Linked DNA regions of Homo sapiens: region 2 is linked to region 1. The links are chromatin contacts, found by Hi-C in ENCODE. All regions are on one chromosome and are shown on one strand. Each heading gives the region's core, a stretch centred on a gene start or an enhancer-like site at or near the end of the contact. The rest is flanking DNA. Distances are from core to core; before and after follow the strand shown.

The links. Hi-C counts contacts between places; a loop is a spot of excess contacts on that map. Pooled maps may share reads with other maps.
Region 2: a loop to region 1 is called in a map of mammary epithelial cell, with 19 times the contacts of the local background. The contact joins the enhancer-like site here to the promoter of NLRP1 in region 1. A Hi-C loop is called at or near these places in 2 of 168 maps with a recorded cell type or tissue (PC-3 and mammary epithelial cell) and 11 of 50 pooled maps.

The regions. Positions count from the first base shown.
Region 1 is chr17:5,583,029-5,585,894 of GRCh38, reverse strand. It overlaps NLRP1 (NLR family pyrin domain containing 1), which reads left to right and starts at 1,386. Exons shown (of 17, transcript NM_033004.4): 1 at 1,386-2,208. The coding sequence starts at 1,938. RefSeq lists enhancers at 998-1,297, 1,318-1,577, 849-2,048.
Region 2 is chr17:5,833,520-5,836,385 of GRCh38, reverse strand. All of the region lies in intron 1 of LOC339166 (a long non-coding RNA gene), which reads right to left. Among named protein-coding and RNA genes, the nearest start is that of WSCD1, 240 kb to the left of the region's middle. Within about 2 kb of position 1,510, at least 5 of the 41 ENCODE cell types and tissues checked have a DNase peak (open chromatin) inside an H3K27ac peak, as active enhancers do; they include PC-3 and mammary epithelial cell, where a contact is called at or near this core.

The DNA.
Region 1 (2,866 bases), core at 137-2,636:
TGTAGGACACCAGTTGGTGTCTAGAGAGTTGGTGCCAGAACTGGCTGGTGTGAGGAGGAAAAAAAGCCCACACAGCCCTCCTCCAGGCCATTCCTCCCGCTACATGGAGTCTCACGGTCCTTCACGGAGTGCTCAGAGCCTCCCGATCATCCCACTTTTAGCACAGCACTTTTCCACTTCTGGTCAATCTGATATTAGAATGTCCTACAATGTGCTTATTAGCCATTTTTTAAAACTAACATTTATAAAATTTATTTAGGCCAGGCACGGAGGCTCACACCTGTAATCCCAACATTTCGGGAGGCCGAAGTGGGCGGATCACCTCGGATCAGACTGGCTAACATGGTGAAACCCCATCTCTACTAAAAATACAAAACAATTAGCCAGGCGTGGTGGTGAGTGACTGTAATCCCAACTGCCCAGGAAGCTGGGCTGATGCAGGAGAATCGCTGGAACCCAGGAGGTGGAGGGAGCTTGCAGTGAGCCGAGATCTTGCCACTGCACTCCAGCCTGGGAAAGAGAGAGAGACTCTAAGACCTTTTGCTGAATTGAAGCCTCTTGGTAAACCTATGATGTCCCATTTAATAGATGGGCAAACTGAGGCTCAAAGAAATAAATCAGGCACATAAGGAGTCCTTGTCCAAGCAAGCCGTGGGTTGAAGCCTGGGCTCTGCCAGTCCAAGTGAAACCAAAGCATCTCCAGAAATTCCTGGTGGTGTGTTACATCAGCAAATGAGTAGGCAATGTCATTCCTCAACCTGAAGTCATTGGCATCTTGCAGATTCCACGAAAGAGGAAGTCTGCCCCTGGCTCCCCGAGGCCTGCTTGCAGGAATGAGGAAGGGGCTGTTCTGCTTTCAGGTGGAAATGTTCACCAGCTAAGTGCTGGGCTGCCCAGAAGGCAAACAGCCCCCTGGGCCTGGGACACATGCTTTAGTGCCCCTGGTAGCATGGCAGGACATGCAGTGCAACTCAAGAAGCTCCCAAAACCATGAGAGGCTGGGAAAAATGCTCCCTGGCCCAGTTCTAATGTTTCCCAATAAGGAGCTGCCCGGGCAGACACAGGGGGCCCCACCCATCCTGAGAGGCTGGGCCTGGGCTGCAGACACAACTGCTCGGAGAGTCTGCATCCTGGCTCTGCAGACAGGCTCTAGATGATGGGCTGGCGGAGTGCCCATGTGGAGGTGCACACACCGTGTTTAGTATGGGCCTGTACCTGCTGCAGCGTCAGCTGGTCTGGGCCTGTGCTCCTGGTCCGCCTATAGATGCCATGTGGCCCATCTGAATCTGTGACTCTGAGTCTGGCCTACCCAGGCCTGGTTTGATCCTACCCCCTGGCCACGCCCCTTGTGGGTTTCCTCTGGGTGACGTTTCCTTCCTGCTCTTGTTGACTAGGCGCTGTTCTTGCTGGCTGGTGCCCCAGGGCCTGGAGAGGTCTGAAGAAACCTGGGAGCCAGCAGCCCGGGGCTCCACTCTGGGTTCTGAAAGCCCATTCCCTGCTCTGCGGCTCCTCCCACCCCACCTCTTCTCAGCCTTGCAGCTCAAGGGTTGATCTCAGGAGTCCAGGACCCAGGAGAGGGAAGAATCTGAGGAACACAGAACAGTGAGCGTTGCCCACACCCCATCTCCCGTCACCACATCTCCCCTCACCCTCACCCTCCCTGCCTGGCCCTGGACCCCATCCCAGGACCTCCCTATCAGCTGACTTCTTCCAGTGTCTTGCAGGCCCCTCTGGGCTCCTCCCTCCCCTGGCTTTTCCTACCACTCCCCCTCTATCGGCGTCTATCTGTAGGTGCCCTGGGATTTATAAAACTGGGTTCCGAATGCTGAATAAGAGACGGTAAGAGCCAAGGCAAAGGACAGCACTGTTCTCTGCCTGCCTGATACCCTCACCACCTGGGAACATCCCCCAGACACCCTCTTAACTCCGGGACAGAGATGGCTGGCGGAGCCTGGGGCCGCCTGGCCTGTTACTTGGAGTTCCTGAAGAAGGAGGAGCTGAAGGAGTTCCAGCTTCTGCTCGCCAATAAAGCGCACTCCAGGAGCTCTTCGGGTGAGACACCCGCTCAGCCAGAGAAGACGAGTGGCATGGAGGTGGCCTCGTACCTGGTGGCTCAGTATGGGGAGCAGCGGGCCTGGGACCTAGCCCTCCATACCTGGGAGCAGATGGGGCTGAGGTCACTGTGCGCCCAAGCCCAGGAAGGGGCAGGTGAGTGGACAGAGGACCCCACTGCCCGCGGGACATCCCCTGGCCCTCATGCCTGCCCTGCCCTCTTGGGACCCCACCACTGAGCCCTCCCTGCCAGGCCTTCCTCTGAGCAGTGACATGGAACTGCCCTCTCAAAGGGGGATCCAGGCCCCAGACTATGCTGGAGCCAGGAGGCTTGCTGGGGGGGCCCTTGCTGCACCTCAGAGCCCCACACCCTCTTCTATTCAAGTGCATTCCCGGTACTCGCCTGGCATTGTAGTTATGAGCACGGACTTGGGAGTCAGGCACTATCACCAGTCCTGGCACTATCACCCTGGGCCAATCACTTCACTGCTCTCTGCCTATTTCTCTGTCTGCAAAATGGGAGAGTGAGAGCCCGCCTCCCTGGGCTGTGTGAGGGTTAAAAGAGATCATCCAGGTTAAACATTTAGCACAGAGTCTGATATACAGTAAGTGCTCAATAAATAAGATCTCCCATTGCTGTTGTTGCTGCTGCTGCTGCTGCTGTTATTATTACTATTAGCCACCCTGGGTTGCAGATGCCGTTGGCCCAATAAAGCACAGCTGAGGCTCAGTAGGAGTAGTGATTTACACAGGGAGATAGTCAGGACCAAGACAGATATGCAAATTTCCTGATCCTAGATGAGGATTTTTTGCC
Region 2 (2,866 bases), core at 261-2,760, 250 kb before region 1:
GGCCAGGATGGTCTCAATCTCTTGACCTCGTGATCTGCTCCCCTCGGCCTCCCAAAGTGCTGGGATTACGGGCATGAGCCACCACGCCCGGCCATCCTAGTGTTATCTCTTATTTCCCACCTTTGGAACCTGATATTGTGGACACAGCCGTGTAGTCTGCGATCCCCCACCCTCAGTCTGTGGTTACCACTCCTTCTCCTGTCTTCAATCAGGACCTTTCACAAACAGAATCCAGGGTCCCAAGTGGAGGGCAAAGCCTCACTGAGGTGTAAAACATCCCCTCCTTGATCCAAAAGCCTACCTCAGTCCCCCATCAAGGGAGCTATGATGGTTAATTTTGTGTGTCCACTTGGCTGGGCCATGGTGCCCAGGTATTTGGTCAAACATTATTCTGGATGTTTCTGTGTGGGTGTTTTTGGATGAGTTTGACATTTAAATTGGTGGACTTTGGGTAGAGTGCCCTCCATGAGTCGGTGGGCCTCATCCAATCACCTGACAGCCTGAATAAAACAAAAGATTGCTCTCCCCCAAGCAAGAGGGAATTCTGCCAGCAGATGGTTTCAGACAAGAACTGCAACTGTGGCTCTTTCCTGGGTCTCCAGCAGGATGGCCTATCCTGTGAATTTTAGGCTTGCCAACTTCCATTATTCATGCACCTATTCCTTAAAATAAATCTATACACTGTTGATCAAAATTAAGGCTCTTGAGGCTGAAATAAATTGAAAAAGCTTTAGCAGAAGTCAAATGTGAGCATCAACCTGGGAAGACACACCAACGAATTTAGGTGTGTTCCAAAGTCTGTTACAAGTTGGAATGCCATTATAAGAACGTTTAGGAGAAGGGAGGGGGTCTTCTCATATCAGAGTTGCTCTTTTTTATTGGTGGGTTCAATTCAGAGGTTACAATCATCGGCTACAGTTTACAGCATACTGGCCAAAATGTCCTACAGCAAGACAATCAGCAAAACTTCATGCATCAGAAACAAATCAGTGTCCGTTTCAGTGTTAATAGGTTACATATTAATCAGTACATCAAAAATTTGAGGAACTCACAATAAGATTTGAGGGACTCACAATAAGATTTGTTACTCAGAGGGGCCAGGCGCGGTGGCTCACGCCTGTAATCCCAGCACTCTGGGAGGCCGAGGCGGGTGGATCATGAGGTCAGGAGATCGAGACCATCCTGGCTAACAAGGTGAAACCCCGTCTCTACTGAAAATACAAAAACTTAGCCGGGCGTGGTGGCGGGCACCTGTAGTCCCAGCTACTCAGGAGGCTGAGGCAGGAGAATGGCGTGAACCTGGGAGATGGAGCTTGCAGTGAGCCGAGATCGCGCCACTGCACTCCAGCCTGGGCGACAGAGCAGGACTCTGTCTCGAAAAAAAAAAAAAAGATTTGTTACTCAGAGACAGGATGTAAGCCATGAATCATAAGACCTTTCCCAGGTGGTTAATTTGGAAGCCTGCCAAAGGTGACCTGTAAGTTATCATTTCCCCTTTTTGATCAAAAATCTTCATGTGGAAGCACTGATGATAAATCTCCACTTAGGTTAGAGTGATAGACATTCTTTATCCCTAGGCACTGAGAAGGCTCATTCCCAGGAAGTCTCATCTCTCAATGCAAAGAAAGAACCTTGTTATTGCAGGCAGGTTGTTAGCAACATGGGGCAGAACATGACACAAGGCTATGTGCTGTTTTCCTGAATAATGAATCACATACAGTTGCTGGGTGATATTATTTTGGCCTTAGCTGTTGAGGAATAGTTTCCATATTCTGGAGAATTTGGGTAAAGAGAAAATAAGTGTCTTAATTTTGTTCACAAAAGCATACTTTACCCAATTGTTGTAAGGTGGCTCAAAAGAAGGAAAACTTTTTGACGTTGGAAAACAGAATATAAAAAGAATTAGCAATTTTTTTAAAAGTCATAAAAATCATTTTAGTCCTCTATGAGTGCAGTCCCGTGTAATTCTTGTTTTGTTTGATGTTGGGTTAGTGATCTTGATGTACAACTTTTTATGGAAGTTTTTATTTAGTCTATTATTCTTAAAGTTATCGGAAATCTGTATTCAAAAGGACTTGTTAGAGTCTCTTCCATGGAAAGCAGTTTTGGAGTATAGCTGATTGCAAATGTTTCTAGAGAAGATTTCAAAACAATAGCTCTGGCCTGTAATCCCAGCACTTTGGGAGGCCGAGGCGGGTGGATCACTTGAGCTCAGGAGTTCGTGACCTGCCTGGGCAACGTGGCAAAATCCTGTGTCTACTAAAAATACAAAAAATTAGCCAGGCGAGGTGGTGCACGCCTATAATCCTAGCTACTCGGGAGGCTGAAACAGGAGAATCGCATAAACCTGGCAGATGGAGGTTGCTGAGAGCTGAGACTGCACCACTGCACTCCACCCTGGGTGACAGGGTGAGACTCTGTCTCAATTTAAAGAAAAAAAAAAGCTATGATCACAAAAACTTTGAATAGCCATAGGTTAAATCTGATGAAAATTCCCAATTGACAAAGAAATTTAGTTATTTCCATTGCATGTAGCATTTTAAGATAACAACCACAACTATGACTGACAGTGTCATATCAGGACCATTAGACTTTTATAAATTTTATGTAATCTTTAGAATACTCATATTAATAACATAGCCATATAATTTTAGAAAAAATTAACATAATCAAAATTATGACTGATAACATATTGGGTTTTTATAATTTACATACTTTTTGGAACATTTATATCAACAACATACCCATAGATGTAACTGAAGGAAGATTAGTATCATTTATTGTCATTGTTTTCCATATAATTCACCAAATACATATATTAGATCAAAAACTGCAATTAAAACTGCAATTACTTTTGCACCAACCT